4 separate regions of the Mus musculus genome follow, and all the other regions are linked to region 1. Evidence: chromatin loops called from intact Hi-C (ENCODE). Cell type or tissue: heart. All regions are shown on one strand.

Region 1 (8,000 bases):
ACCAGGACCGTCAGATGCACAAGATCCGTTCTCAGGACACATTTCTGGGAGCCAGAGAAAAACAGTCACTGAAGTCTAAGGCCAATTACCCTGAAGAGCCAAGCTCCTCTTTCTTCTTCTTCTTCTTCTTCTTCTTCTTCTTTTTTTTTTTTTTTTTTTTTTTTTTTTTTTTTTTTTTGGTTTTTTGAGACAGGGTTTCTCTGTGTAGCCCTGGCTGTCCTGGAACTCACTTTGTAGACCAGGCTGGCCTCGAACTCAGAAATCCACCTGCCTCTGCCTCCCAAGTGCATGTGCCATCACGCCGGGCTTCAGAGCCAAGCTCTTCTGATCTCAGAAGCAAAGCAGGGCCTGATTGGTACTTGCATGGGAGGAGATCACTGGATCTCATTAGGCATTTTTTCAAATCTGCTTAGATTCTTAATTATTTGTACATCAAAAGTAGAGGGAAAAGCCAGGCATGGTGGTAAACACCTAAATCACAGCGTTTGGGAAGCAGGGCAGGCGCGGATCTCTGTGAGTTCTGGTGTACACAGCAAGTTCTAGATCAGCTAGGAATCCTTACAGAAACTTATCTCAGAAAGTCAAAACAAAAAGAAACACTAGAAGAAAAGCTCATCAGGAGGTAGTGCAAGCCTTTGATCCCAGCACTGGGAGAAAAAGGCATGCATATCTTTGTGAGTTTAAGGCCAACTCAGATTGCAGAGTGAGTTCCTGGACAGCCAGAGCTGTTACACAGAGAAAGTTTGTATCAAAACAACAACAAAAGCCAGGGTGTGGTGGCGCACACCTTTAATCCCAGCTCTCTAATCCCAGCACTCAGGAGGCAGAGGCAGGCGGATTTCTGAGTTCGAGGCCAGCCTGGTCTACAAAGTGAGTGCCAGGACAGCCAGGGCTACACAGAGAAACCCTGTCTCAAAAAACCAAAAAAAAAAAAAAAAAAGAAAAAGAAAAAAGAAATAATAATAATACAGCAACAATAATAATTAAACCTCGTCAGGGGAATAGAGAACACACAGGACAAAAAGGCACTTTAGCATCTTTACTTTTCTAACGTAGAGAATAATTGCTCTTTAGAAAGAAGGAAAGCACTCTCCAGTGAGGCGACCATGCTAAAGCATACCTGGGCTTCCAGTGCTATTGCAAAGGTCCCTTTGCCCTTGGCAAATCTGCTTGTCCTTGAAAGAAGTAACATTGTCCCAGGCATTACTACCTCCAGGACAGGGAACATCTTGTGGTAGTATCCTGAAGACAACACATATGATCATAAATGCACAGCCAAAGAGGTTGGGGTGTAGCTCGGGAGTAGAACAAACATTCAACAACACACAAAGCCATGGGTCCACTCCCTAACACACATGCACATATGAACTTACTCAGTCACGCGCACACGCACACCCCACACAGCAGTAGTGGCTCTCATCCTGCTGAGCACTTAGCACATCAGCACTCTCTCCCTTCCTGTATTACTCACAGAGTCTGCAGCTGAGTAAACCCACGGAAGGTGTTGGCCAAATCATCCTTGAGAGGATTTGCCTGAAGGTCTCTGCAAAGTACACACTGTTAGCGCTCTGTTTGCAGAAGTTTTCTATTAGCCTTTATATGTGCTGTCCTGGGCCAGTAACCCACTCCTTATCCTCAGTTGTACAAGGTTAGATGCTAATATTAACCTACCTTCTCAAGAGTTATTTCCCATCACCATATTTATCTTTTGGGCAGGAAAATATATAACCACTTACATGATAATAGCAGTATAAGCCTGTAAAAAGTTTGGACCAGGATCCTTCAGGGAACAGTTCTGAAGATCTAGCCTGAAGAAACAAAGAAATCAGTGTCAACTCTGCCTCTTTTTCATCCCCTACTTAAGCTAATATTGATGGAATATCTATGTTCAGAACTGTAAGGTTAAGGCTATGGTAGCAGACATTGTAATCATGTAGTAGCCAATCTAGTTAGCCCTGGCTACATGTAGACATCTTAATTTACCTAAAATTCAAGTTCACTCTCAAAAGCAACACTTCAAACACATAAAACCTTGGATCCTGTGCTGATTAGTACAGATATGTAGCATTTCAGTCAGCAACTGGAATTTCTATTGGGTCACACAGTTTCTTGTTTTTAATATTTATTTATTTTATTTATATGAGTGCACTGTCACTGTCTTCAGACACACCAGAAGAGGGCAACAGATCCCACCAAAGATGGTTGTGAGCTACCATGTGGTTGCTGGGAATTGAACTCAGGACCTCTGGAAGAGGACTCAGTGCTCTTAACTGCTGAGCCATCTCTCCAGCTCTAATCAGTAGAGCCATGCATTGTGCAAATACTGGAAGAAGCCTTGTGGGTTTTTTTCCCTCCAGGATTAGTAGGTTTTACTGAAATTCTTACACTCAGAAGTTACTGTTGTCAGGGCCTTGTGCATTTCAGGCAAGTCCTAGCACCAAGCCACAGACAGAGATTTTGTTTTGTTTTGTTTTGTTTTGTTGAGACAAGGTTTCTCTGTGTAGCCTTGGCTGTCTTGGAACTCACTTTTTAGACAAGTCTAGGCTCAAATTCAGAGATCTGTCTCCCACTGCCCCTGAGTGCTTTAATCCCAGCACTTGGGAGGCAGAGGCAGGCGGATTTCTGAGTTCAAGGCCAGCCTGGTCTACAAAGTGAGTTCCAGGACAGCCAGGGCTACACAGAGAAACCCTGTCTCGAAAAAACCAAAAAGAGAGAGAGAGAGAGAGTGAGTCAGTCTCAACCGAGTGACAATCCTCCTGCCTCAGCTTCTCAAATGCTGGATTAGAGAGAATGATCAGCATCCCCACAGAGATCATTTTCTTTTGAGACAAGGTTTCAATGTAACCCAAGCTAGCCTCAAATTCACTAAGTAGCTGAGGGTTACCTTGATATTCCTCCCAAGTACTGAAGTTACAACTGCACACAGAGGTGTTAAATGAAAGGAAAAAAAGGCAAATCACTTAAGTTTTCCCAAGTAGATTTTCTTTCTTCTTTTTCTTTTTTTCTTTCTTTTTTTTGGGGGGGGGGGGTGGGTGGGTTCAAGTGCTGGGATTAAAGGAGTGTGCCACCACGCCTGGCCCAAGTAGATTTTATGTTACAGGTAACTGTAAATGCCTGTACATTAAGGATTTCAAGCCTCCAAGCCTTGTGGTGGTGCACACCTTTAATTCTGGCACTTGAGAGGCAGAGGCAGGCAGATCTCTGAGTTTGAGACCAGCCTAGTTTATAGAAGGAGCTCCAGGACAGAAAAATTCTATGTTGAAAAACCAACCAAGGGGGCTAGAAAGATGGCTCAGAGGTTAAAAGTTCTTAAGTTGCTCTTCCAAAGGTCCTGAGTTCAATTTCCAGCAACCACATGGTAACTCACAGCCATCAATAATGAGATCTGGTGCCCTCTTCTGGCACACTATACACAATAAATAAATAAATAAATAAATAAAAATTTAAAAAAGAAAAGACAAACCAACCAAATAAAAAGGACTTCAACAAATTATTTTTCCATTTACTGTGTGCCTACAAACTACAAAAATCATAACATAAAATATATATGTTTTTGCAAGCCTGTAATCCCAGCTACTCAGGAAGCTGAGGCAGGAGGATCACAAGTTCATGGTTAGTGTGGGCAATTAGTGAGATCATGTGTCAAAATACTGAAAAGAGCCAGATGTGATGGCTCACCCCTGTAATCCCAGTACTTGGGAAGCTGTAACAGCAATGATATGAGTTTGAGACCAAAACCTGTGCTACATAGTACCAGGATAGGCAGGGCTATATAGCAAGACTCTGTCTCAAAGAAAACAAAAGGAAAAGCAAATCCAAAAAAGGTAGCTTGCATAAAGTCCTAGGTTCATTTCCTAGTACCCAGAACAACAATAAGAAGAAGAAGGAAAAAAAAAAATTAAAGGCTGGAAAGATGGCTTAGCAGTTAAGAGCCAGTATTGCTCCTACAGAAGACCTGAGTCTAGTTCCCAGTACCCACACTGTATCTCACAACTGCCTATCATTCCAGCTCCAGGAGGATCCAAGGCCTCTGAAATTTTCCAGCACCTGCACTCAAGTGCCTGTACCCAGACAGTCAGACAGACAGACAGACACAATTAAAAACAAAAAAATAAAATGAAGAAAAATTTAAATGTATTTTAGTAAAAATAATACAAAGACTTAATAATAAAACTATTTTAAATGAAGCCACAAAAGCCTATAAAATGGCAAAAACTATGATTTGTCATTCAGGGAAAAAAAAATCAAAAGATCATTTACTTATCGAAAAATCATCAAATTCAAATGTTTAGAATCGAGCATTAAATGTCTCCACTTAGGTACTAATATTTATCCCCAGAGCCTGCTAGGCAAGTCTGTAGACTCCAGTCTGGGAACTCTAAAAAGTTCAAAAGAATATTCAAGGATGTCTTCTCCTCCCTCACCCCAAGATGGTGCCCTTCTGATTCAGGCAGCATCGGGCCTGCATTAGCTTCGATGTATCCTCACAGTAAGCAGCCACTCTGGACAAATTGTGCATACCTCCCGGACACAGGGTGCATATCTGCAGAAGAGAAAGAAACCTGATTAAGACTCCAGAAAGAAAAAAAAAAAAAAGAACAAGTCAGTAGCCTTTCCAGAATTCCCATAATGCAAAGCGGAAAAGTGCCTTTTGTAAACAGAACCCATTTTTTTCCCTTAAAACCCCCGCACCAAATCAGCGCACTGTACGAGAGAAGATCCTCGTGTTTGTGCATTATTACTTGACTATACTGTGTCCTCTCCAGAGACTTCTCCACCTGACAGGCATGGTTTGGCAAGTGTTAAAGGGCTGCAGGTACACAGCGTACTCAAGCATCACTATATATTTAGATAGATAGATAGATAGATAGATAGATAGATAGATAGATAGATAGATAGATAGATAGATAGATAGATAGTCGTGCCATTGCACCACGCACAGCATTCGTGCAAGGAGAGCTGGCAGAAGAACCCTGGGACTCGTCTGGGAAGCACTATTTAAAATTATTCAAAAGCAAGGAGATCAAATTTCAAAGGACTCTGAATGTGGGCAGGGCGAAGGTGCTAGTGGCCTGCACTACGTGAGTACTGGACAACACCATCCCCGCAGGCACAGGGCCCGGGGAAGCTTCAGGGACAAAAATCTGAGCTTCCGACTGGCCAAAGGGACAGACACCGGCGGGCGAGCTGGATTCCGGGCTGACGGCCAGCAACCTTCTTCAGCCAGATCTCAAACTTTCTTCTGTACCTCAGGTAGAGCCAGGGCCCTCTCCACGCCCAGAACCAGGAGCAGGGCGGCCGCCCGAGAGCCGCCTGACTCCCGAGACGCCATTTCCCACTGCTTTCCACCGTCTTGACAGCTCGCGAGAACCGAGCGCGAGGCTCCGCCCCCAGCGTGTCACGCGCCAGCCTTGAGGCGAGGCTTAGCTTCCAAATCCTGTCACTCTGGGGCGTGGCCTGGTCCGCCCGGGGCACGAGCCGTGGAGCCCGAGGCGTAATTTGCCCGCAGGTTCGGGCTGCTCGCGGAATTCTGAGCTCCTGTCCTGCGCTTGCTCGCGGTGGACAGACCCACCATCTCTCCATTCTTCCTGGAGCGCAGGCCTGTCCAGTTAGCGCTTAGTTGCCTTGAGCTACTGCATGACCCTCAGCCCGGTGCGGACGCCCGGGCAGCTCCATCCGCCCTTAGTAAACATGGCGGCGCTGGGACCCGGGAGGGCGGGGGTAGGGGGCGGGGTCCTGCTGTCCCGCTGTCACCAAGTCAGGAGGTGCGAGCCGAGCCGAGCCGGGCCGGGCTGGCCTGCGGGCCAGCTGCCCTCATGTGGAGATCTCAAAGGTGGGCAGGGCGGGTGTAGGATGGGCCGGGCGAGGCGGGGATTGGGCAGGGCCGGAGAGACTGAGTTCAGTCGCCTGGAGGCGGGACTGGAAGGGGCGGGGCGGGGTGAGCCTCTCGGTGTGGGCTTTGGGGAAGGTCTTAAATACTAGTGCAAAGTCGTGGGTTCGCCACGTGCGGAGAGAAGGGGAAAGCTGAGCCGAGAGAGGGTAAGGGTGATGGAGGAGTGAAGATCGGAGGGCGAAGGGCAAACGCTGGCAAGAGAACACGAGCCTGGGAACCCTTCACCTTAATGTTGCGTAGTGTTCTGCAGCCCGGGCAAGGACGCGAAGCGGGAAAGACGCTTCCTTAACTCATGTTCTTTGCCTTGCCAAGGGGGAAAAACCAATGCTGGTTTCGGAAAGAACGTAGGAACTTTGGTAGCCCTGGCCGAACCACCGACGCAAGGCAAGCAGAACAGCAGCAGGTCTGACTGGAAGGGCGCTGGGAGAGACCCATCACACCTAAGGGGACAGCTATTGCTCTGGGTGACGACTCCTCAAAAGGTAACTAGAGACAATTAGAGCTCATCTCAATTAGCCTGCCAATGCTTCCATTCCACAGGCTCCAGGTATCTGCCTGGAAATCCTGAATTTGCATTTATCAATACATTTAGCTGGTGGGATATCTTGTTTTAATGAGAAAGGCCATTCAGATCTTGAGGAATATTAAGCCCTAGATATTGGTGACAGTTGGCCCTGCAGGTGTTCCCTTATATTTCAAAGGGGGAAGAGGGTGAGGACTTAGCTCTGGCATTCCTAGTTAAGTCTTGTCCCCAGTACTGAAAGAAATGAACCCACAAACCTCAATACCTTTCATTGCAGATAAGTCCCATGCAATGTGAGACCTTTTTAAAAGACATGTCCACTGTTGTGAATCAGTGGAGTTTGTAGAAAGCCACTGTTCTTTTCCTAGAATTGGATCGTATGAAAGTTGTGTTACTGCTGGCTTGGCGTTTTCCTGTCTGCTTACCTCTTCTTCCTCTATCCCAGAGGCTTCGTGGTTTCTCAACGCAGATAATTAATCAGGAAACTCTAGAAGCAGAGGAACCAAATCGGTACTACCCGACCACTTGGTGTTTTATTTTGAGACCGTGTAGCTTTGGTTGGCCTGGAACTCATAGAGATCCACCTGTCTGCCCCCTGTGTGCTAGGATTGGTCTAGAAGGGTTTTTTCTTTATTTTTTGTTTTGTTTTTGTTTTTGAGACAGGGTTTCTCCGTGTAGCCCTGGCTGTCCTGGAACTCACTCTGTAGACCAGGCTGGCCTCGAACTCAGAAATTCGCCTTCCTCTGCCTCCCAAGTGCTGGGATTAAAGGCGTGTGCCACCATGCCCGGCTTGTTTTGTTTTTTCAAGACCGTATTTCTACAGATATGGCTGTCCTGGTATTCACTTTGTAGACAAGGTAGGCCTTGAACTCTAGAGATTCCTCTCCGTCCGCCTCCAGAAGGATTAAAGGTGTGTGTCACCCTCCTTGTCTATCCTCCTCATCTTCCCATAGCAGTGACAGCTTGCCAAAGAGAAAGAAAACTCAAGGTGTTGCAAAATATCAAGGCCTGGGGCCCCTTTAGGTAAACCAGAGCCCCTTAGAATCCTTGACCCAGAGACGGTAGAACATGTGGCCCAAGTTCAGACTTTTTCTTTGTCCTGTGAGGCTTATAGTTCAGGATTAGTCTGTGGGAACCGCACCCTGCCAACTAGGCAATATGTGCCCAACTGTTTGAATACAGTTCAGAAGATGCTCTGTTTCCTTGGAGGGCAGGGTATATTAATCTGTCACTAGAATAGTTGAAATCTATACTGTTCCATGAATGACTGACTACAGTTAGCACTCTGTTCCTTTCTTAGTCTTGGGACTAGTGAGATTGGAGCACTGGTGAATACCTGTGAAAAATTCTTTTTTATTGTGTGTCTGTATGTGTGTGTGTGTGTGTGTGTGTGTGTGTGTGTGTGTGAGTGAGTGCTGGTGTGAGGAGGCCAGTAGTGAGGGAGCCACAAGTCGATGGTTTCAAGCTGACTGTAGGTTTTTGGAACCAAACATGTCCTCCCCAAAGCAGCCACAACTCTTTCTTTGAACCCCTGAGCCATCTCTTCAGCCCTTGTAATAGATATTCTTCCTATGTGTGGTGGTG
Region 2 (8,000 bases), 57 kb before region 1:
GGGAGGCAGAGGCAGGCGGATTTCTGAGTTCGAGGCCAGCCTGGTCTACAGAGTGAGTTCCAGGACAGCCAGGGCTACACAGAGAAACCCTGTCTCGAAAACAAAACAACAACAACAACAAACCAAAAACAAAAAAACAAAAAATAAAGCAATGCATTCCTCCTGCCCGAGTCCCCCACCCGTCAGCCCGCAGGTTGGGAATGAACTCCAGGGCCTTTCACGTGCTAGGCAAATGCTCTGCTCCTAGATCATCCTTCTATTTGCAATAAGCTGCACCTGCAAACTTGCCTTCAGCGATTTCCTTTGAAAGACTGTGCTTCCCCAGTTCCTTCATAGGAAAAGCCCTCGCTACACTGAAATGTCAGTCTGTAGCATAAGGAACATCGGCTACCTTCTCCGTCTCTCTTCACCTCCAATGAAACACTCAAGACACTCACATGTTGGGGTTAACTGCTCGGTTCACACGGGTCTTTCTCACAGCCCCTCTCTCCACTCTACCTTACCATTCCTTACTGAGACCTGACCCCCAATCCCTGTCTCTGTTCCTCACTTGATCTTGAAGGCTGAGAAGAAACATTCATTTGGCGATTCTCTTCCTCTTCCTCGGCTGATGGATTAAGTCTACCACAGCATAAACAGCAGCAGCAGCAACAACAACAACCAGTGAGCAAGCAACAAAGGATAACAAGTGTCTACAAGAGAGGAGAGAAGAGGCCTTGGTCCCCTGTTCTTTTTGTAGTTCCATGCAGATCCCCCTCTCTCTGTCCTCACATCTAGAAAGGGAGGACAGACACAATTGTCTTGAGAGGAGGGCAGCCTTCCTTCCTTACTCTATAGACACAGACACTATCTTACTATATAGCCCAGGCTACCCATTGCCTCCCAAGAGCTGGGCTCAGAGGTCTGTGTCACCACAGCTGGGTCAATTTTATTTTATATTCTGCCTACATGTATGTTGTGCATCATGTGCAAGCCTGATAGCTGCAGAAGCCAGAAGGCAGCTCTGGATCCCCTGGGACTGGAGGTATAGATAGTAGTGAGCTGTCATGTGGGTAATGGGATCAAACCCAGGTAGGTCCTCTATGGGAGCAGTAGATGCTCCCCACCTGAGTCATCTCTCTAGCCCCTCCAATTCCTTTCTTAATAAGAAGTACAATGTACCTTGAACCAACAACTGTTCACTATAAAATAGAATCGGACACCTTCTTCACCAAAATGGTCATACAGGTATAATCCTAGTGAGCCGTGCCGGTCATAGATCTTCTTTTTTGTAGGGTCGGTGAGTATGGCATGGGCTGTGTTGATCTCTTTGAAGATTTCTGCTGCTAAAGGGTTATCTGGATTCTTGTCTGGATGATATTGCAAGGCCAGTTTCCTATCCAGACAATAGTCAAAAGGACAGTGGGGAGGGCTACAGGAAGCAACTGAGGCAAGAAGATTAGGATGAACTGCAGGTCTGGGTCTTTAGATAATGCAAGGGATACAGGAGATGGGGATACAAGATGCAGGCAAGGTCTACATTTCTTCTCAAGTCACACTGAAGGAGGGGTGGCCTCCTTCGGCCCCAAGATAAAATCGTCTTGGGATTTAAAAAAAAAGGGGGGGGACTTGGGGCTGGAGAGATGGCTCAGAGGTTAAGAGCACTGACTGCTCTTCCAGAGGTTCTGAGTTCAATTCCCAACAACCACATGGTGGCTCACAACCATCTGTAATGGGACCCAATACCCTCTTCTGGTGTTTCTGAAGACAATGATGGTGTACTCAGATATATAAAATAAATACATAAATCTTTAAAAATAAATAGAGTTTGAAGATGTTAAAGGTAGTGGGGGGTATAGATACCAGGGGTGAATAAAGGGCATTGAACCTGTAGGCTTTTTTGATGTCTGCAGTCTCAGCACCCTTCTTCAGTTCCAGCACTGCATAGAGGCTTTTCCCAGTTCTAGATAGTCGCTGGGTTGCGTCATACGTAAGAGGCATGCTCTGAGTCAAAAGGACAAAAATACAAGTTTGTTCTGACTTGAATCACAAGAATGTAGAAGAACACAAATGTCAAAGCCATACACATTTCCCATTGTCCGGCATGTAGCTCCCAGTAGAGCGGCCTAGAAAGGAGAGGTAGGTCTAAAATGAGGAACAGTCTGTCTACAGCTCCTGTACCTGAAGTAAATAGCCCTACACCTGACCACCTGGTGGCTGAGTTTGAAATACCAGGTAACCCAGCCACTAAATAGGTTGGATCAGAAGTCAAAGTCACAACAGTCGCAGAGAGAACTAGCCAGATCAAAGATGGGTTCAGGACCCCATGAGGGCCTAGACTCGCGTTCCTCTCAGCCTCAAGCCCACAGCACTGAGAGCAGGATGGCTCCCTGGACAGAGGGGAGGCGACAAGAACTGTTGCGCTGGACAGCCTAGCATCTTCTTTTGACTCCAGACCTAGCTTATTACCTCAGAATTGTTCTATAAAACCAGGTAGGCCTGACACAAGCTTCCTTCTTCCCGGTAGACGTGAACTTTCATATTGCCTCTGGGCTATGGAAACTGCGCTTGCGCACTTTGTAGGGGACGCGAGTTTTTTGGCGCCGCCAGCAGGACCGAGTCGGGAGCCCATATTGGGCCCGGAACTTTTGTCGCTCCAGAAGCCTGACCCTCAGGCTCAGGGCTGATCGTTACTTCCAGCCCCCAGGGCCGAAGGCACAGCCTTCCACATCATCTCATCTCCAGGGAGAGGCCATGACCATCCCGATCACCGTCATGGGTCTTCAACTCACTAATGGAAAAACTATGGGCTTGGTGACCTAGCAGATGAGAGGTAAGGCAGGAATTACCTTTGCAGACATCCTCAGAGTCTTCACTTGGTCCTTTTTATTTCCCTTCCATGTAGAAACTTCTCTACAAATGTTGAAACTCACCTCAAATATCAGTGTTCTGGAAAAATCTGACCTTCCCCGGTCAGTTGTCTCCTGTTAAGGCCTTTATGGCATTAGACTGTAACAGTTTGTTGGCATGTCCCTTCAAAGTGATATTTTTGATCCTTTCCAAAAGTCACTCTTCACTTCTGTGCTTCCATACTAAGGAGACACCATAATGTAATTATATAATCTAGGCTGTATATTGAGTTGTTTATAACTACTTGACCATACATTAACCCCTTTCATTGAAAAGCTTATAACATCCTTGAACAAATTTCTGATTTCTGTCTAAGGGTTGCGTAGTGGGAAAGGAGTTATTGAGTTAAAAGGAAAGGAAAAATGTATGTGGTGTGTGTGTGTGTGTGTGTGTGTGTGTGTGTATGCCTTTGGTGACTTGCATGTGGAGATCAGAGATGTGAGTATTGGTTCTCTCCTTCCTTTATGCAGGTCCCAGGGATTGAACTCAGGTGGCCATGCTTCGTGACAGGCACCTTCACCCAATGACCCATCTAACTGGCCCTGAATATGCATATTTTAAACTTTCCCAACTCAGCTCTTTCTTTTCTTTTCTTTTCTTTTCTTTTCTTTTCTTTTCTTTTCTTTTCTTTCTTCTCTTTCTTTCTTTCTTTCTATTTTATTTTTTCTTTTTTTTTTTTTCCGAGTCAGGGTTTCTCTGTATAGCCCTGGCTGTCCTGGAACTCACTCTGTAGACCAGGCTGGCCTCAAACTCAGAAATCCACCTGCCTCTGCCTCCTAAGTGCTGGGATTAAAGGCGTGCACCACCACGCCCTGCCCAACTCGGCTCTTTTAAGATTTGTTTATTTATTGTGCGTGGTGCTTTGCCTGAATGCATGTATACCATGTGTATGCTTGGTGCTTTGAAGAAGTCATAAGAGAGCATCAGATTCCCTGGAATTGCAATTATAGGGGGTTGTAAGTCTGTGGGTGCTGGGAACTGAACCTGGGTCCTCTTCCAAAGCAACAAGCACAGCTGGGCTTCATGGTGCATGCCTGTGGTCCCAGCACTTGGGAGGCAGAGGCTGGCATCTACGCGTGTGGCATTAGCCTGGTCTACATAGTGAGTTCCGAGACAGCCAGAGCTACATAGTGAGACCCTGTCTGAGAAAAAACCAAAACACCAAAAACAAGCCAAAAAACAAACAAAAAGAATGGATAAAGCCAACTCTTAGATGTCAATCTCCTTTCCCCCTTTAGTGAGTTCTGATGACCCAACACAGGCCTTTAGGCTTTCTTTACAGCAAGTGTTTCTACCCACTGTGTTTGTTACCTTGCTGGCCCCAAACTGACTGTTTTTGAAGCTATTGGTCCATATTGTTAACTTTCTTCTCTTTTTTTTTTTTTTTTTTTTTTTTTTTTTTTTTTTTTGGGTTTTCCAGACAGGGTTTCTCTGTGTAGCTCTGGCTGTCCTGGAACTCACTTTGTAGACCAGGCTGGCCTCGAACTCAGAAATCCACCTGCCTCTGCCTCCCAAGGGCTAGGATTAAAGGCATGTGCCACCACCGCCTGGCTATTGTTAACTTTCTTACCAGAGTGGTTCCGAAGGTACCATTTTACATCCCCACCTGCCAACATGGGAAGGGACACTTGTCTCTACCTGGCCAGACTTCTTGTCATTCCTCACAGGGGGCAGTATTTGTAATGTTGCCTTCCTTTGCAGAGGAGGGTTCTCAGTGCTTGCTGGAACATGGAATTGGGCGAGCTTTATTCCTCGTCCCTGCTCATCACCCCTTGCGTAGCTTGTATTCTTCGTTACAGCTGTTCTTGCCGTTGACTTTCCCAGGTTTTAAGTGTTAGGTCGATGCTCCATGGCTGAGATGCCAGTCACCTAGGCAAGCATACTTACCAAATCCATGAGGTTGGGTCAGATGAGTTTTGAGGCTACCCACCCAAGCAGGAAAGGGGAAGTTGGTCACGTACTGGTTTGTGCTGATTTGATTTTCTAACCTCAATTTTCAACAGCACCAGTGCCAATAGACATAGCAGCTCCCGTGTGACCCACAGGGAGGGAGAGCAACAGGCAGAGCCACATGCACTTTGAGTGGATTTCCCTCCCTCTGTTTCTCAGGCCGGGTGGCTCTGCCCTGCCTCTTTCTTCAGGGTCTTGGAGAAGTGTTGTACTGCTTTCTCTGGGGTTTGCCTCTCTCCTTTCCTGTCACTTCTTTGAGGACCGTGTTTCCACCGACCTTGTCATTTTCTCTGCCTGGAGGGCTCTTTCCTGGAGTCTTCCCGAGCTTTACGTCTCATCCTCACAGGTCTCAGGAGCTTGCTTCCTCAGACAGGGTTGTTTTCGAGCCAGGGTTTCTCTGCGCATCCCTGGCCGTCCTAGAACTCACTCTGTAGACCAGGCTGGCCTTGGACTCACACAGTTGGTACTAAAAGTGTGTGCCACCACGCCTGGCTTTAGACAAGGTTTTAAACTGAGTTCTCTCCTTATCTACATCACAACCTTCACCATGATACAGACAGACAGACAGACAGACAGACACACACAATTATTTTCATAGTAATTTGTTTAATGTTTGACTTTCTCAGTTGACGACGCCCATAAGGGCACGGACCTTGTTGGTTTGTATCTCCAGTGCTTACAGCTGTGCCTGGCTCACAGTGAGTGAATTCATGATTTGTTGAATGAGCTAAAGCTAAAGGATCTTTGTCCCGATAGAATGTAAGCCTGGAGGTTGTTCCTCCCGATAGAATGTAAGCCTGGAGGTTGGCCAGCAAAAACTGCCTGTGCTAGAAGCTGGGGAAGTGGACAAGATGACAGAGCATCTTTGCCCATACCGTTCTAGAGGTGACAACCTGGGGGTGGGGCGCATGACAGATAACATGTCACATGTTCCTGAGCTCCTTAGTTCCTAGTATTCCTCCAGCTCTTCATACAGTTACTGGGATACTGAAGGTGATCAATGAATGCCATTGGCTGAAGGAAAGAGCACCTTTACCCAACCATTTCTGAGCTCCGAGACACGGATACACTCGTACAGACAGCATGACTGCAACCCTGCTGTACCAAGACGGGCCCTGGCAGAGAATCAGTAAACATCCTTCAAGTCTTGCCAGAAGCTGCAGAATGCGATTTCTTTTTGTGCACACCCTCTGGCATCCTAATCCATCCCAGTCTGTGGCCCTCGAAAGAGCCTTCAGTTCTTGTGATGCCCTGCTCCGAATAAAAAGATACGGCAGCCTGGCAGCCGCCAAGTGTTGGGACACAGCAGGCAAGAGGGCCTGGCGTGCTGTGTGACCCGAGGCTTCTACGCACTGCTTTCCAGACAGCACAGCGCTTTTGATGGGTTCTCAGGAGCCTGCAAGTCAGGTGCTAGATCCCTCTTCTGGCTCTGGTTCTAACTAGCCATGTGATCCCTGCACCTCTGAACCTTCTCTTCTTCTATGAGATCACTTGCTACTCCCACCTGATCCCAAAACTTAGATTTGCTTGCAAAAATAAAAGGAAGAGAAACAACAAAATAAACTTGTCAGCAGATGACCACAGGTTCCGTTTTCCAGAGTTCTTTGTCTTCCTGTCACACACCTTGAGTCAGTGAGCTTCCCCGACAGCCTACTCAGCAGCCATTTGGTCCTGTTTGAAGAAACAGTGAAGCATCCCTTGTTTATCCACAAACAAAAAAACACTGTAGTCACATAGCTAGAATACACACATATACAAGACAGCAGACACTGGTATATTTATACTATGTATATATATATATATATATATATATATATATATATATATATATATATGAACATATGTAATTGGAGAGAAAGAGAGCGATCATAATTTGTCACATCCAACAAGCCAGTTCTAGAATTACAGTTTTTGAGCTGAAGAGATTTAATTGCAACTGTGATCCCTTTATTTCCTAACTGAAGCATGTATTTTCCAAAGAGAAGGACCAAAAACAAAAACAAAAAAAACAAACAAACAAAAAAGCAGGGTGTGGTAGCACACGCCTTTAATCCCAGCACTTAGGAGGCAGAGGCAGGCGGATTTCTGAGTTCGAGACCAGCCTGGTCTACAAAGTGAGTTCCAGGACAGCCAGGGCTATACAGAGAAACCCTGTTTCGAAAAACAAAAACAAAGAGAAGGACCAAGCTACTGAGAGTCACCCGGTGGTGTCCAAACTCAGTCTCCTGACTCCAACTTAGGGTCTATGCAATGACTGCCCACTGTGGTTTCTGTCCTGTATTAGTCAGGGTGAAGTTTCTAAAGCAACACTTCTCAACCTGAGGGTCGAAACTCCTTTGGGGGTTGTATGATCCCTTCATAGGGGTTGCCTAAGGCCATCGGAAATATAAGATATTTGCATTACGATTCACAACAGCAGCAAAGTTACAGTTATGAAGTAGCAGTTCATCTATCGCTGGGGTCACCACAACATGAGGAACTGTATTAAAGGATTGCAGCATTAGGAGGGTTGAAAACCACTGGTCTCGAGTGACAGAACTGATAGAAAAAAATATGATACAACATATATATTCATATAGGACATATATAAATGTTAGTGTTAGGAATATAAATAATATATGATGTATATTACATTAGGTTTATATATAATATGTATGATTAATATATATATTAGGTTAAAATATTATTCTCATATATACATGAGATTTATTAGAGTGGTTTACAGGTTTGGTTCCACTGTTAGGGGAATGTTTCTGAAATGTGAATGGAAGAAGAAAGACGCCAGCAGTAGACATAAGCTAAGATAGCTACTGAAAGTCTTTGGTCCTGGATGCAGTTTGTGTTCTCATTTTATATTCCACATTTATAAACCACAAGGTGGGGCAGCCAAGCAACCAAGATTTTACAGAATAGCAGTCATCAGGTTGTCAAGGACCCACTGTCTAAGCTGGTTTTCCAGGTCATTCTGCTTCAGGTAGTGAGTGAAGTCATGCTTCGTAAGTAGGCAGTCCAAGTAGAGCTTTAAGTAAACCACTAATAAATCAGCATCTAATAATTGGTCTTTTCTACCTTATTCTGCTTCACAACTATTCTAACAATGGCAGTGTCAAGACTGAATGTCTAAGGATCCAGTGCTGTTCAGGAGGCTCGTTATCTCAGCT
Region 3 (8,000 bases), 130 kb before region 1:
CTCTGTAGACCAGGCTGGCCTCGAACTCAGAGATTTGCCTGCCTCTGCCTCCCGAGTGCTGGGATTAAAGACGTGCACCACCATGTCCGGCTGGGATGTCTTCTTTTTTAAGTAGTATAAACTCATTTCTGTAAGCCATGTAATTTCTGATTTACCTTTTTGGTAGGGATACCTAGATGGGTCAAAGTGCTTCATCCTGCTTTGTATCAGGGAGCAAACAATGGTGTGTGATTTTATTTTTAGTAATGAGTGTTTCCTGGAGAAAATTTCCCTGAACTTTTCATGAATAGTGGTTTTATCCAACTGCTGTTGGCTATCTGAATATTTGCACTGGAATATAAAAGTGGTTTTTTTTTCTAACTCTCATTCTTTCCATATTTAGTAATAATCATTTTATAGGGTATGATGGCACATGCCTGCAAAACAGCCAGCACAAGGAAGGCTAAGGCAGAAGATTCATGTACTTGTAGCCAGCGTAGGCTGCTACACAAATCAAATGAGAAAGGGAGGGTGGGAGTGTAAGTCCCTCACATCACTTTGTTTTTCTAAACTCTAAGTCCTACTGGAAAGGAAGGATAAATACTTCACTGTTCTTTTATACTCTCTAGTTTTTGTTTTTCAGCCAGGGCGAGGCTGTCCGTGAAGGGCACTTGGCCTTCCAAGTGCTTCTATGTACTGGGTCTCCAGGCTTTGGACTACCATACTCCGTGGCATCTTATTTTAGATCAGTATGAGTATGTACCACTCAGTGATACAACAGGATTAGAGCAAAGCAACAGGATTAGGCTCATGCTTTAGAAAGATAACTGTCAAGAAATTAGAGACTGAGTCAGAACACCTAAGAGAATGTTTATTGACTAAAACTATAAGTGTGCTTACCTAAATACTGGCCCAGTAATTCAACTTCAAGGCATTCATCCTAGCCATACAGTAACATGTCTGAAGGAACTTAGACATTAGATTATAGTAGCAGGCCAGGCATGGTGGTGCACGCCTTTAATCCCAGTACTTGGGAGGCAGAGGCAGGTGGATTTCTGAGTTCGAGGCCAGCCTGGTCTACAAAGTGAGTTCCAGGACAGCCAGGGCTACACAGAGAAACCCTGTCTCGAAAAACCAAAACAAACAAACAAACAAACAAACAAAGATTATAGTAGCAATCTATAATTCTTTCTGGTGAAAGAAAGCCTGCAGCTCAGAGAGGCAGAGAAAGCACTCAGCAGCTGACATCTCTTATGTCCCTTCTTCAAACCGATGTCCCTCCCTCTACTTCGTTCGTCTGTCTCCCTGACTCCTAATAATCCTACCTTCACTTCTGTCAACTGGTTGCTTGCTCCTCCTCTTGATCAGACTTTATTTATTCCTGTTTACAGTATTCAATATTGTAATATTGGATTAAAGGTGTGTGCTGAGGCAGAGGCAGGCGGATTTCTGAGTTCAAGGCCAGCCTGGTCTACAAAGTGAGTTCCAGGACAGCCAGAGCTAAACAGAGAAACCCTGTCTGGAAAAACCAAAAATGTGTGTGCTAAGGCTGAGCCGCACGACAAATAAAAACAGGTTTTTCCAGTAAATAACAATCTGAGGTCACAGTATGATCAAATCCTGCAACAGTTCTGGGCAGTGGTGGAGCACGCCTTTAGTTCTAGCACTTGAGAGGGTGAGGCAGGCAGATTTCTGAGTTCAAGGCCAGCTTGGTCTACAAATTGAGTTCCAGGACAGACAGAACTATACAGAGAAATTCTGTCTCAAAAAAAAAAAAAAAAAAAGAAAGAAAGAAAAAGAAAACAAAAACAACAACAAAAAAAACCCCAGTCAGACAGGGGTGGAAGAGAGATCTCAGTGGTTAAGGGTGTGTGCTTCTCTTTTAGAGGACCAGTTTCCCAGGACCCATGTTAGATGGCTTCCAGCACCAAGTGACCTAACATCCTCTTCTGGCCTCGAAAAGCACCCACATGAATGTGAGCATAGTTTCTCTCTCACACGCACACAAGAATTGATAGACATGGAGGTTTGTGCTTGTAATGAGAGCACTTAGGCTGATGCGGAGCCGTGATGCGCTCCAGACCAACTATGGTATTCCATAAAAGGGAATTTCAGTATAAATACATACGCTGGACCAACAATGAGAAACAGATCAACTGCGTGCAGGGTTAGTTAAGCTTAAAAAAGAGCCTTCAGGCTGGAGAGATGGCTCAGCATTTAAGAGCACTGACTGCTCTTCTGAAGGTCCTGAGATCAATTCCCAGCAACCACGTGGTGGCTCACAACCATCCGTAATGATTCTGGTGAGTCTGAAGTCAGCTACAGTGTACTTAGATATAATAATAAATCTTAAAAAAGAAAGAAAAGAGCTTTCACTTGTTGTATCTTAAACTTTGAGAATCTTTTTCCAAAATCAAAGTTATTTTAAAAAAATTTTTTTGTGTGATAAAACCAAAGAGAACTTAACCAGAGGCAGGATTTTAAGAGATGTTGTTCATCAAAGCACTAAATCTGTTACTCCCTATAAAATGTTTAGGAGCTATTATCTAAAAGAGGAAGACAGCCATTCAAAATGCTGTCATTTGAGCATAAGAGGATGTCGGAGAACTGGGTGTTCTCTTTCTTTCCTTTCAGATTTTGGCTAAATCCCTTTTTCCTTTTTTAATTGGTAGGATACAGGATTACCCTGGTAGAACCTGAATTCCTGAGCTCAAGAGATCTTCCTGCTTCAGCCTTGAGTACCTAGTCTGGGAGTTGACGTGCCCCATTGTTTTCTCCCTTTCTCATTTTTCTGAGACATGGTCTAATATAGTACAGGCTGATTTCCAATTTCCAAGTAGTCATGGATCACGTTGAACTGCTAATCCTCCTGACTCCATCTCCGGAGTGCTGGGATTATAAGCGTGCACCATTACTCTTTGTAAAGATTTAACCAAGGGAATAATTGAACAAGACTATTTAGAAAGGGGAAAGCTGCCATATTTCACCTCTTCCGGTTCATTTTAATTCGCCCTCCTCCTGGGTAAAGGCAGATCTGTGAAAGCTACATGGTTTTAAAAGGCTGAAAACCTTGTTGCTCGGAGGCCACTTCCCAGTGAGGGAGTGGCGTGAGGCCTGGGTTGATGCTCTCTTTAAAAGCGCAGCCTACCCACCCAGGCTAGGCTCCCCCCGCTCTTTTCTTCCCTTGGCCTCTTTCCAAGCCCTCCTCTTTATTTTCTTCCTGTCTTGGCTCATTCACTGGCAGCAGAAAATCAGGAGATCTCTGGGGGCGAGGGATTGTCTCCTAGTCCGTCGAAGCTCGGGACTGTAGTTAAGAATCAGGTGTGGTCAGGCTCTTTTCTCCACAAAGCCAGCAACCTGGGTGGAAAGGCAGGTCGGAACGCTCGGCGACAGCAGAAGCGCGACACTTTCCTCTTCAATGCTTTTCCACAAGGCTGCTGGTGGAGCTGCGGTGCCGCGCAGGCGCCGACCTCCCCTTCCGGTCGCTGAAATTCCCAGAAGGCCCTGCAGTGTCCTAGGGCCGCGGAAGCCACGCTCCAGCTCGCGGGCGTCGGAGGGCTCAGTGCCGCGCCGCGCTGCATTATGGAACACAGAGTTTAAAAGAAAGCTCGGCAGGAAACGCGTTCCAGACCAAGCTTGCGTTTACCTTGTCTCGGGGGCGGGGCAAGGAAGAGCCGATCAAGATTTCGTCATAAAACCGCGACCCGACAGGCGGCGCCATCTTCGAACTTGGACTTCCGGAAGGACTTTGGCGCGGGTGAGTGTACCGCAACGGGGTGTGCGGGGGACCCAAAATTACTCCTCCCATTCTTTTGCCGTAGCGCTAAGGCAATGGGAACCGATTCCCGATTCCCGTCTTACTCCCGCGCAAGACAGCGCGCCTCCTAGCCTTTGCGCTTCTCCCGAGAACCGTCGAGCTCTCTCCTCCGTCCCCACTGGGGCCACTGAGCATCCCCCATCTCTGCCAGCCGGTCTTACCTTCTTCCCCAATTCGGTGTATGTAGCGCGGTAAACTGGACTCAGGTTTCTGCACTGCTTACGTTGAACTCGTTACGTTGGGCCTTCGGACTTGGGTGAACCTGCAGTTATCTTAAGGCTTAGGGAAATCAGGGCTCGCCTGGGGCTCGAAAGCTGCCCCCACGGCCAGGATTGGGGAATGGCAGGTGGTGGTGTCTCTGTCTGATTGCAGTCAGTCCTCTTGTGCTCATTCCCTCTTACTGTGTCTCAGCCTTTTCCTCCAAGTGGCTCTAACCCCGGGGGTTGTGCCCCGCGCGCTGCAACCCCATTGGCGCAGCCAAGGGCCAGTTATGTTTCCTTATACTGGTCCTTTTATCCCGCGGCAAGTTTGCCGTCTTTTGGACAAGACAGAGATGGCGACTTCACCCCCACAGGAGGTAATTCACTTTTCTGGGCAGGTTTAGGACATAACCAGGTCTTTTTGCCCTTGGAGGTACATTGATTGTTACATAAATTCAAATTAACCTTTGCTTACGTTACCTTTTACCGCTTACCGCTATCAACTGCAGTGCCATTTTTCCTAATAGTTTTAAGTTGTTCTATTCAGATTTACACTCTTTAGTTTCTAGCAGTATCAACTGAAAACGTGAGTTGCAGGTTTTTGTACAAATAATATGTTTGTTTTTGGACCAGTAAAATTATCTGATAAATCACCAGTTGCATGATAGGAATACTTTGGGAACCAGTGTATTAAACAGTGTATGTGAAGTGAGTCCGTGTTTAAGATGAAGTATTATCTAATTGTTTTTCTTTTGCCAAAGTAGTCAGGTTAGCAACCTGAAGCAGCAAGGAAATCAGACAGTATGGGATATAAAAATCCTAGTTAGAATTTACTGAACATTTCTTCCTTTACTGTTTAAAATTTGTATTGTCAGATCCTAAATAGGAATTCTACCATTCACTGCCACTGCCTTTTACTAGAAGTGAATTTTTTCTTTTTTTTTTTTGTATTTTTTTTATTACGTATTTTCCTCAATTACATTTCCAATGCTATCCCAAAAGTCCCCCACACCCTCCCTCAGAAGTGAATTTTTAAAAGGATTTTTTTTTTGTATGTTGAGTCACTCACTGAAAAAAGTTATATACTGATTCATGCATCGAGTTCGAATAGTGTAGTAAACCAGGAAGGCAAGATCTTACAAACTTACTTAACTTACTTTCTTATCTTTATCTTACAAACTTTCTCTTTTGGTTTTTCAAGACAGGGTTTCTTGTGTAGCCCTGGCTGTCCTGGAACTCATTCTGTAGACCAGGCTGGCCTCGAACTCAGAAATCTGCCTGCCTCTGCCTCTCAAGTTCTGGGATTAAAGGCATGCGCTACCACCACCTTCCAAACGTTCAAAGACAGATTGATTTTGTCTTAGTTTACTAAAGTCTGAATATTGGTTTGTTGTTACTTGTTTTACAAGACCACTTTCTTGGAGACAGGTTTTTATCCCTGATTGGCCTGGAATTCCAGATCCTTTAGCTTCAGCTCCTAAGGGCTGAGATGACAAGCTTTCACCATCCTGGCCAACTGACACCTTTAAATCTGAAGTGAGAATCTGTTTCGTAGCTATGGTTACCATAGTTACTTAATCGCAATTTAATGTTCCACTGTTGTGAATGATGCCAGTGTTTGATATTAGAGTTTCTCTATTAGCAAGTCTTCTTCCCTCCCTCCCTCCCTCCCTCTCTTTGTTCCTTCCTGTACTGGAGATTGACTCCAAGATTTTGGGAAATGTTAAGCAAATGCTCTACTCCTGAACTATTCTTTAGCTCATAGAAAAGAAAAAATTACATGGATCTTACACTTGCATATCCAGGATGTCATGCTGATGAATGATGTCTTAGCTTAGTGAAGGGTTTCTCAAGGCTGTAATTCTCTTCTGATTTCAAGTATTTGTGAGAACTTTGAAGCAGCTCTGGTGCCTTTTCCTCTGTAGGCGACTCATACCAAAAGTGCTGAGATGAGCAGAGATGTTTCCTTTTGAAATGTAGTGTTTTCACTCAGATATTTTTTGCTATAGTAATTGTTTGTTGATTTTATTTCTTTTTTGTACAGTAAGCCTTTGCTTTATTCCTGACCGTGGGTGTTTTGCTTGTGTGTATTGTATGCATGTGCACCTCTTATGTGCCTGGTGCTCTCAGAAGACCTTAGATCCTTTGGTATTGGAGTTGTGGTTGGTTGTGAGCCACCACGGGGGGTGCTGGGAACTAAACCCAGGTCTTCTTAAAAGCATCAAGTGCTCCTAACTGTGGAACTATCTCTGCAGCACTCCAGTAAATGTTCTTGGTTCATAAATTGAGGTCTTCCTTATTTCAAGGTCTTCCTTTTTTCAGTATTTTGGAGGGTGGGAGTTTGAGAGGAGACTGGGTCTCACTATGTCCCTGCTGGCCTGGAAGTGTCCGTCCTCTTGACTGTGATACTTTTCACTACTGGGATTACAAGTGTGCTGTAATCCCTCTCTTCTATTAGCTTTTGGTTTTGTTTAAAACAGGGTCTTAATTATGTACCTCTGGCTTGTCTAGTACTCCTGATGTAGACTAAGCTGGCCTTGAACCTTTTCTAAGGTTTTTTTCTCTTAAATGCTGAGCTCTCGCTCTCTCTTGCCACCTTGCTCTTTCAACCGCCTTGCCCTTCTCATTCCTTTATTTATGAGATGGGAGCTCTTATGTGTTCCAGACTGGTCTTGAACTCCTGATCTTGGCACATCTCCGAAGTTATCACACTTGTCTTCCTTAAAATCTTCCTTGGAGCACACCTTTAATCCCATCAGAAGCAGGCAAATTCTCGTCAGGTCAAAGGCAGCCAGGGAAGCATTGTTTGAACCCTCCTCACAAACAACAGCAGAGCCCATCAATTTACTACTTGTTAGCCAGTGTCTTTCCTTTTCTTCTGTCACTAATGCCACGCCTATCATGTTCTTATAGCTAACTCTTTGAGTCCGAGAGCTTTCTCAGCCTGCCTTTGGTCTCACTGTTGAGCAGTGTTTGACTGCTCTCTTTCTCTTCCTGTGGATTTTGACCTGACTCCTTTCCCTGCTGCTTCTCAGGCCCCTCTGCATTGCTTTCTCTTGTTTCTTAGATCCGGTAGTGTTTGTGTTGGCTGAAAACCTACTTCTGTTTTCTGGAATAGTTTTTGGAAAGGTACTTTTCAACTTTTTTTCTTCCTGTCCTGCTTGCATAAGTCTCACGTTGGATCCTTTTTGCTTATTAAGAGATACAGGCCTTCTATTTACTGAAGAACAGTATCGTTACACCATATACAGTATCGTTAGCATATGAGGCTGCATTGTGTCCTCATTAGTTGAGTTAGAAGATTTACTGCTGTCATTTATAATCTAGTTATAGCTACGAGATTCTTTGGAGCTTTAATTTACATATTTCGTTTAGTCTTTATATGAGCACACCTTTCCATTGAGGCTGATGAACTCTTTTATCTTTTAATTATGTCTCAACCTATAGAAGGTTCCCTCCTGGGATTTGAACTATTTCTTCCCCTTTTTCAAAGGCAAATAGGTTGTCCTGACCCCAAACTGGACCCTTAGAGAGTTGTATTTGCTCGAATTTTTGGTTTGTGGTCAGTGTTTTACTTCTGCCAATCTCCTTGGTTTGTGATTATATATCTGATATTTCTGGATTCATAAAATCGAAGATATTTTCGTCTATTATTTGGTGTGAGAAAGTTCTCTTGTTTTTTTGTTTGTTTGTTTTTTGGTTTGTTTTTTTTTTTTTTTTTTCGAGACAGGGTTTCTCTTTATAGCCCTGGCTGTCCTGGAACTCACTTTGTAGACCAGGCTGGCCTCGAACTCAGAAATCCGCCTGCCTCTGCTTCCCGAGTGCTGGGATTAAAGGCGTGCACCACCACCACCCATTGAGAAAGTCCTCTTAATGTGATAGGATGATCTTTAATTGTATTGTAGACCAGAGGCATCCACTATCCCCAATTCAAATGTAACATTGATGGCTAGGATCCAGAAAACCCTTAACTCTTGTTTTGTTTTGTTCTTTTTCTTTTTATA
Region 4 (8,000 bases), 89 kb after region 1:
GTGAAAGGTCAGATGCCATCACTCCTATGAATTGAATTCAACCTCCAAAGTTTATGATCCTTAACCCCCAGCACAACCGTATTGCATAGTAGGGCTTGTGATGGAGATTAGTGGGGAAGGGTCTGCCCTTCCTCAAATGGGGACAGAAACCTGGGCTGGGGACATAGCCCAGTTGTAAGGATGCTTGCCTCAAACACACTAAGAGCTGGGATGGATCCTCATACACAAGGAGCTGTGGTGTATTCTTGGAACCACTGACGTCAGGCTCTGGCAGCTGGAAGATCTAAAGTTCAAAGCCACCTTCAGCTACCTAAGGAGTTCAAGACCAGCTTCATCTGCATGGGACCTGTGACTTTCTCCTGAGCCTCTCTCTTTCTCTTAACCTTCATTCTCAAGGCCTAGGTCAAGTGTCTTCTAATAAACTACAGCTCTTTCATAAAAATAAATAAATAGATGGATCAATGCCATTACCACTGAGTGTTTTTATTTATTGTTGAAGGTTATTATGTTTAATTGTGTGTCTCTGTGTGGGTTTGCACTGTAAGTGCAGGTACTAGTGTAGGGCAAAGGGTTCCTTGGAATTGATGTTATAGCAGGTTGTGAGTTGCCCATTGTGGGTGCTAGGAGCTCAACTCAGGCCCTCTTTGCAAGGGCACTGTGTGGCTAATTTAAAGTCAATTTTGACACAGTCATAGACATCTGAGAGGAGGGAATCTCAGCTGTGAAAATGTCTCCATAAGATTCATTGTAGACAAGGCTCTAGGGCATTGTAATTAGTGATCAATGGGGGAGAGCTCAGCACACTGTGGGTGGGAATTTCCTTGGTCTGGTAACCCTGGATTCTATGAGAAAGCAGTCAGATTAAGTCATGAGGAACACGCCAGTAAACAGGACTCCTCGATGGCCTTTGTGTCAGCTCCTGTCTTCAGATTCCTACCCTGATTTCTTTCAAGGATGAGCAGTAATATGGACATGTAAGCTAATTAAACCCTCCCTCCCCAAGTTGCTCCTGGTCATGGTGTTTCACCACAGCAATAGAAACACATAAATAAGACAGGCAGCAAATCCTCTTAGTCTCTGAGGTGTTGCTCCATAGCCCAGCTGGAATGTCTTCATTAAAAGCCTGTCTTGTGGGCTGGAGAGATGGCTCAGCCATTAAGAGCACCGACTGCTCTTTCAGAGGTCTTGAGCTCTATTCTCAGCAACCACATGGTGGTTCACAACCATCTGTAATGGGATCTCATGCCCTCTTCTGGCATGCAGGTGTACATGCAGATAGAGTATGCATACACATAAAATGAATAACTACATCTTTAAAACCCCTGTCATGTATGCACTCATATGCTCTCTCCCCAATTCCCCACATGTACTCTGTGTCCTCACACTCTGGCCCAGACCAGGGGTGGTGGCTGTGTGTGGTACCAAGTTCTGCCTCTCTACCAGGGGTGTTAGGGCATCACCAGTATTCACAATATGCTGGCCCAGAGAAGGCCAGAGGCAAAGTCTGGAATAACATACCCTGTGTTTCCCTTCAGGGGTCAGTGTGCTGCTTCTGCTGCTGCTCTCCAGACCTGAAGGGGAGAGTGGGGTCTGGGATAAGTGCTGTGGTTCCTGGCCTCCTCTCTGGGTACCAGGGTGTTGCAGGTATACTGCCTGGAGAGGAAGTCAGGAACAAGAGTCCAAGGTCCTCATCTCTGCTCACGCGAGTCTGCATACCAGGCAGGAAGGGGACCAGGGATGAGCAGGATTTGGTCCAGTTGGGAGAGAATGCTGAAGAGAAAGGGTCTTCTTCTGGAGTCATGATGTCACAGCAGTTCATTTAGGCAAAGGCCTTTCCCATGGTGATCGGTCATGAAGCAGCTCTCTGAGACAATCCTTGCTTGTTCATATTACTTTATTGGGAGTGGATGAGGATGCATACACTTTTTTTCCGGGGTGAACCAGGGATTATATACCTTTTGGGGTAGAGGCGTGAGAATATTCAAGAAGGTCATTGGCTGAAAGCTAAGGCTATCTAGAGCCTTCATTAATATGGAGAAGAACTAGAGGTGCTATGATACATGACTGTGTGCCCAAGGCCCTCTCAGTTGGTGGTCATGGTTACTTGTTCCAGAGCAGGCATGAGAGACTGGGAGGAGGCAACCCCCCTCCTACTGTCTCAGATCCCTGAGATTTCTGGGGCTTGATTGGTAGTGCAACCTATGTACCCCACAGTGACTCAAGCCTTTAATCCCAGCTCGTGGGAGGCAGAGGCAGGTGGATCTCTGTGAGTTCAAATGCCAGCCTGCTCTCCAGAGGGAGTTCCAGGACAACAAGGGATACACAGAGAAACCTTGCCTCAAATAACCAAAACTGAACTAACAAAAACACAAAAAGCAGGCCAGGCATGGTGGCATATGCCTTTCTATCTAGGAGTTTGAGGACACCCTAGTCCCTTTAATCCCTGCACTCAGGAAGCAGAGGCAGGGGGATCTCTATGAAGACCAGACTGATAAGGAGTGAGCTCCAGTACAGCCAGGACTACACAGAGAAACCCTGTCTGGAAAAAAACAAGTAAAAAGAAAAGCAAACAAACAGACAAACAAACAAACAAAAAAATAAACTGTCCTTCCCTCTGCCCTTGTGGGCTGACCACTTGACTTCTCACAACAGTTTCAGAATCAAGTCATTTCTGGCCCATAAACAAAAGTAAAAGGCAACTATTCGCCAAAGGTGCTGATGAAAACTGGTAACAAAACCAGGCATCTCTCTCTACAAGAGATGCCCCAGGCAGACAGCCAGGCTGGATCTGTAAGGACGCACACATCATGGTTCACAGCTTATATTGAATCTCAGCCAAGGAGCAGTCCTACCAGGTAGAGCTGGAAGTTTTCACCTCTGGAGATTTGGGCACATTTATCTAGGAACCCAAGTGGGTGTTTATCAGCACTATAAGTGTAAGTTGCTTGGCTCAGTGATAAATTCGTACACTTCAGTAAGGAAAAGAGGTGGGAAGTTGTCATCAACCCTGAAAGATGATCTCTGAGCGCACGTGCACCACAGAGCATGAACGCCGCTCCCCACCCCCACCCCCCCACCCCCCCGACAAAAACAAAAGGGAAGGAAAGGCATCAGGATCAAACTTTCTTAGCCAACCCCAGTTAGAGTGTTTGTCCATCCCCTCAACAACCATTTGCAGTAGAATGTTCACAAGAAATAGCACATGATGTTCTTGCCTAGACTTGGAGGAATTTGGGTGGGAAGAGTATGTGGTAGATAATATCTACAACAGGAAATGACCATCAAACCAAAACAACTGCATTAGAGCCTGGCTGCCAGGTGCTTAGCGACCTTCCTTTCACTTGCTCAACAGTGTTTTACAAACAGGAACTGACATAAAATAAGAGAAGCGGCCAGTGTGAACTGGAGTTTGCCTAGTCATTTTTCATTCACACAGTGAGAAGTTCTGCTTCTTAGGACATCTCTGAAACCAAATATGGAGTGTTTTCAGACACATCTCCAATTCTAAGACACCAACTAGGTATCTGTCCAACAATGGAACGAAATTTCTAACACCACCCACCCACAGGTGTTCACACTGGATAGATCCCATAAATCAAAGGGACTGATCCTAAAGGATCGTTTCCAGTGTCTCCAGCTTTGAGTCCTGACCATCTATCTGTACTTCTAAATAACAGGCTGGGAAGCAGAAGTCCCTGTGACTTCCTCTGTCAGTCTGGTAAGTTGTCAGAACAGCACACAGAGCTCACTTCCATCTTCCTTAGGATTTCTCTTCTAGCATAAAGAATAGAACTCAGAATTAGCAGAAGGGAAGAGATGTGTAGGGCAAGGTACATGGAGGATAAAGGGTGAAGAATGCAGTACTTCCTTGCCCTCTCTGGGCACACCATCCATCCATCCAGCACCTACATGAGACCACCAACCCAGGAGCTCATTGATCCCTATTGTCTAGGGTTGTTTTAAAAACAAATATTTCATCATATGGGCACATACTGGCCACTGGTGACTGAATTCAGTGTCAAGTTCCTCTCTCCTCCCTGAAGGCTAGTAAATGGGCCTAAAATTGGCTTCTTCTAATCACGTGGTTTGTTCAGCTGCATATGGGTCCAAAAGACACCATGGTAGTATAAATTCATGTATGGTTGACTGGGGCTCATTATGAATCGCAAAAGACATCAAATACTAAAATATAAACCATATTCAAATAATGGTCCTTACATCTCTATAATGTGAACATGTTCCAAAAACACTTAAATAGTAGGGTAACCAAATAGCCCGGTTTATCTGGGATTTTGTGGGTTTTTGTGCCTAGTCTCAAGTCTTGCCAGTCCCATGAGTTCGATGTTCCAGAAGTGGATGTCAAGCCATAAGAAAGAGTCCAATCAACCGCGGAGGATGCTCTCAAAGTGGGGACTGATTTCTTCATATTAGGATATTAGGAAGCAGTGAATCTGTTTTGGAGTGTCTGTCCTCCACACAACCCGGGAGAACCCATTTCCTCCCTGGAGTAACACACAAAGGCCCGGCTTGTACGAGTCTGCTGTGTATCTCTCCTGAAGTGGGGACTGTCCCAGTCCGAGAACTTTTTAATTCGATTTACTGATCTTCAGTAATCTCTTCTAGCCCCACCTCCCACGCCCCACACAAAGATGGCAGCTTCATCGTCATTCGGGGCTAGGACCCGGATCCGACGCCAGGGTTCCGTGACAGCGCGTCCCGCTAGTGCTGACGCGGATTGGCGTCTTGCGCTTGCGCAGAGAGAGCCCAGGAGCTCGGCGCGTGCGCACTGAACGCCTGCAAGACCCAGTCGGCCGCGCGGGCGCAGATCGGCTGCTTGCGGTGGTTTGAGTGGTGGCAAGTCCAGTGCTGAGAGGGGTCGGCAGTCTTCCGGAAAACTCTAGCGCCAAGTTCCTGAGCTTTCGGAGGCGAGGCGCGGCATGTCGTGGGTTCCGCGGGGTTGGCGGTGAACGTGCGGGCGGGATGGGTCGGCGCCGGGGTGTGGAGCTGTACCGGGCCCCGTTCCCGTTGTACGCGCTTCGGATAGACCCCAAGACTGGGCTGCTCATCGCTGCGGGCGGAGGAGGAGCTGCCAAGACCGGCATAAAGAATGGCGTGGTGAGAACGCAGGGCCACTGAGAACAGGTTATACCGTGGCCCAGGGAGATTCCAGGGTGGCCGGGGGATGCAGAGGTGAGCAGTACCCCTGATTTAGTCCCTACCCATTTCTAGCGGGAGCACCCAGGATTGCCGTTCGGGTGCTGGTTTCACCTGAGCAGAGTGGTTGAGACAGCCAAAATTAGACTGAAAGCTGTGCAGGTCTGCGAATCCAGGACTGTCCACGCCGGATTACGAGAGCTGGTCCAGGGCTCATACGCTGGCCTTTTCCAGGAAGGCACATTGTCTTGTCCATCTTCAAGCAGCTGGAGACGGAATTCTTTTCTTTCTGTAAACTGGACCTAGTAATCTAAACCCTGCTTGCTGTATGAATTAAGAAGCTCCAGTAAGAGAATACAGCTCTAAGCAACAGCAACAACAACCAAAGAAACAAAAAAACAAAAAAAAACAAAAAATAAGAGCTGGAGGTGCGGGAAGCAAAAGTACAACTGAGAGAGACTAGGATTTAATGTGACTTCCGGGCTGGCCTGACCTTTGCCCACTTTGGTTCCCTCACAGCATTTTCTGCAGCTAGAGCTGATCAACGGGTGCCTGAGCGCTTCCTTGCTGCACTCTCATGACACGGAGACACGGGCCACCATGAATTTGGCGCTTGCTGGTGACATTCTTGCTGCCGGACAGGATGCCCAGTGTCAGCTTCTTCGTTTCCAGGTCCATCAACAGAAGGGCAGTAAAGCGGAGAAGTCAGGTGAAGAGCTTTGGAAAAAGTCGCTCTAATTCTTGGTCTCCAAAAACGAGAGATTAGGTGTGGGGCAGTGGTCACATTGAAGTCTGTACTTGGGTCACTAGAGGACTGGTGTTAGTTAATACAGATGCTCAGGTCCATCTGAGGGAGGTGGTGCACAGCTGTAGTCTCAGAGCTTAGGAGTGGAGGCAAGAGGATATTTAAGGCTAGCCTGGGGTGCCTAGCAAATCCCTGTCTTAAAAAACAACAACAAAGGAATCTGGTTCCTGGCAAATTGTTTGTGTTGCAGGTTCCAAGGAGCAGGGACCTCGACAGAGAAAGGGGGCTCCTCCAGCAGAGAAGAAATCGGGAGCACAAGTTCACCCCGAAGGGGTTGAACTCAAAGTAAAGAATTTGGAGGCAGTACAGACAGACTTCAGCAATGAACCGCTGCAGAAAGTTGTGTGCTTCAACCATGATAACACCCTGCTTGCCACTGGAGGAACTGATGGTCATGTTCGTGTCTGGAAGGTGTGGTTTTAGGGGCTTGGGGGGGTGGGTGAGTGTTAGTTGCAATAACACCAAAATTGTGAGAATCTGAATATGCATTCTGTGAAACTTGAGTGGCCATTGGGGTAAGAGGGATGGGGATTTCAGCGTTCTCGCTGTCTGGTCTGTAACTGTCTTGGCTGTAGGTACCTAGCCTGGAGAAAGTTCTGGAGTTCAAAGCCCATGAAGGGGAGATTGGAGATTTGACTTTGGGTCCTGATGGCAAGGTAAGGAGGTGGAGATGTGGGATGCTGGTGCAGAAAGGCAGAGCCTATTGTGTGCCTTGCACAGTACATAGATGTCCTAACTGTCCATCTTTGGGATCTTTACTCCTCCCCAGCTGGTTACAGTGGGCTGGGACTTTAAGGCCTCTGTGTGGCAGAAGGATCAACTGGTGACACAGCTACAGTGGCAAGAGAATGGACCAGCCTCTTCTAATACACCATACCGCTACCAGGCCTGCAGGTGTGCAGGTCACAGGGTGGCTGGCAGGCACACCTCAGCTGGGAAATGGGAAAAGACAGAAGGAGCTGGCCATGGCTGGAGCCTTGTTGGAGGTTGTTCCAGGTGTGACCAGGGTGCAGGGCACAAACATGAGGGCTGACAGGAACTGAAAGCCTTTTGCCTGGCCTCCAGGTTTGGGCAGGTTCCAGATCAGCTCGGTGGGCTGCGACTCTTCACAGTGCAGATACCCCACAAGCGCCTACGTCAGCCCCCACCCTGCTACCTCACAGCCTGGGACAGTTCCACCTTCTTGCCTCTTCGGACCAGATCCTGTGGCCATGAGGTCATTTCCTGCCTCAGTGTCAGGTGTGAAGTCCTACTGCTTGATTGGATGGTGGGCGCTTGAGGGAGCTGGGGAATGAGTCCTGACTCAGTCTCTGGAGGACCACTGTTGTGGGGAGGGAGTTTGCACAAGCTTCAGAGCAATGAGCCCTCTGTTGTGTGTTACAGTGAACCCTCTGTTGTTGTATGTATGTTACAGTGAATCCTCTGTTGTATGTTACAGTGAATCCTCTGTTGTATGTATGTTACATTGAATCCTCTGTTGTGTGTTACAGTGAATCCTCTGTTGTGTTACAGAGAATCCTCTGTTGTCTGTTAGTGAATCCTCTGTTGTGTGTTACAGTGAATCTTCTGTTGTGTGTTACAGTGAATCCTCTGTTGTATGTGTGTTACAGTGAATCCTCTGTTGTATGTATGTTACAGTGAATCTTCTGTTGTATGTTACAGTGAATCTTCTGTTGTATGTTACAGTGAAACCTCTGTTGTATGTATGTTACAGTGAATCCTCTGTTTTATGTATGTTACAGTGAACCCTCTGTTGTATGTTACAGTGAATCCTCTGTTGTATGTATGTTACAGTGAATCCTCTGTTGTGTGTTACAGTGAATCCTCTGTTGTATGTTACAGTGAAACCTCTGTTGTATGTATGTTACAGTGAATCCTCTGTTGTATGTTACAGTGAATCCTCTGTTGTATGTATGTTACAGTGAATCCTCTGTTGTGTTACAGTGAATCCTCTGTTGTATGTATGTTACAGTGAATCCTCTGTTGTGTGTTACAGTGAATCCTCTGTTGTATGTTACAGTGAAACCTCTGTTGTATGTAT

Evidence for each region. Peaks named below come from ENCODE experiments on the same cell type or tissue, not always from the same donor. Only the 100,000 strongest peaks of a DNase experiment are listed, where the experiment ranks them.
Region 2: a loop joins it to region 1, with 2.2 times the contacts of the local background. A loop is called at or near these places in 6 of 42 quality-filtered maps.
Region 3: a loop joins it to region 1, with 2.9 times the contacts of the local background. A loop is called at or near these places in 3 of 42 quality-filtered maps.
Region 4: it touches region 1 in a loop (16-fold over the local background); 8 of 42 quality-filtered maps call a loop at or near these places.

The regions. Positions count from the first base shown.
Region 1 is chr5:31,046,005-31,054,004 of GRCm38, reverse strand. Slc5a6 (solute carrier family 5 (sodium-dependent vitamin transporter), member 6) reads left to right here and starts at 5,926. Exons shown (of 18, transcript NM_001360022.1): 1 at 5,926-6,039; 2 at 6,206-6,375. Atraid (all-trans retinoic acid induced differentiation factor) reads right to left here and starts at 5,365. Exons shown (of 7, transcript NM_027855.4): 1 at 5,249-5,365; 2 at 4,425-4,543; 3 at 1,737-1,808; 4 at 1,472-1,543; 5 at 1,121-1,242; 6 at 1-44. The coding sequence starts at 5,332. In heart, CTCF peaks have their summits at 3,412 (motif pointing left), 4,436 and 5,798 (motif pointing left); DNase peaks (open chromatin) are centred at 4,494, 5,404 and 5,774; H3K4me3 peaks cover 2,616 bases; H3K27ac peaks cover 2,278 bases.
Region 2 is chr5:31,102,870-31,110,869 of GRCm38, reverse strand. It overlaps Dnajc5g (DnaJ heat shock protein family (Hsp40) member C5 gamma), which reads right to left and starts at 2,551. Exons shown (of 6, transcript NM_177677.3): 1 at 2,449-2,551; 2 at 1,868-1,983; 3 at 1,162-1,375; 4 at 551-692. The coding sequence starts at 1,980. It also overlaps a transcript of Slc30a3 not described here. In heart, no CTCF peak of the experiment used is centred here; no DNase peak of the experiment used is centred here; H3K27me3 peaks cover 1,185 bases.
Region 3 is chr5:31,175,620-31,183,619 of GRCm38, reverse strand. Gtf3c2 (general transcription factor IIIC, polypeptide 2, beta) reads left to right here and starts at 3,476. Exons shown (of 19, transcript NM_027901.2): 1 at 3,476-3,736. In heart, a CTCF peak has its summit at 3,652; DNase peaks (open chromatin) are centred at 3,529 and 4,199; H3K4me3 peaks cover 2,421 bases; H3K27ac peaks cover 1,965 bases.
Region 4 is chr5:30,957,086-30,965,085 of GRCm38, reverse strand. Preb (prolactin regulatory element binding) reads left to right here and starts at 4,759. Exons shown (of 9, transcript NM_016703.3): 1 at 4,759-5,115; 2 at 5,674-5,863; 3 at 6,150-6,370; 4 at 6,535-6,615; 5 at 6,729-6,853; 6 at 7,025-7,198. The coding sequence starts at 4,981. In heart, a CTCF peak has its summit at 4,763; DNase peaks (open chromatin) are centred at 2,811, 3,245, 4,755 and 6,995; H3K4me3 peaks cover 2,262 bases; H3K27ac peaks cover 1,590 bases.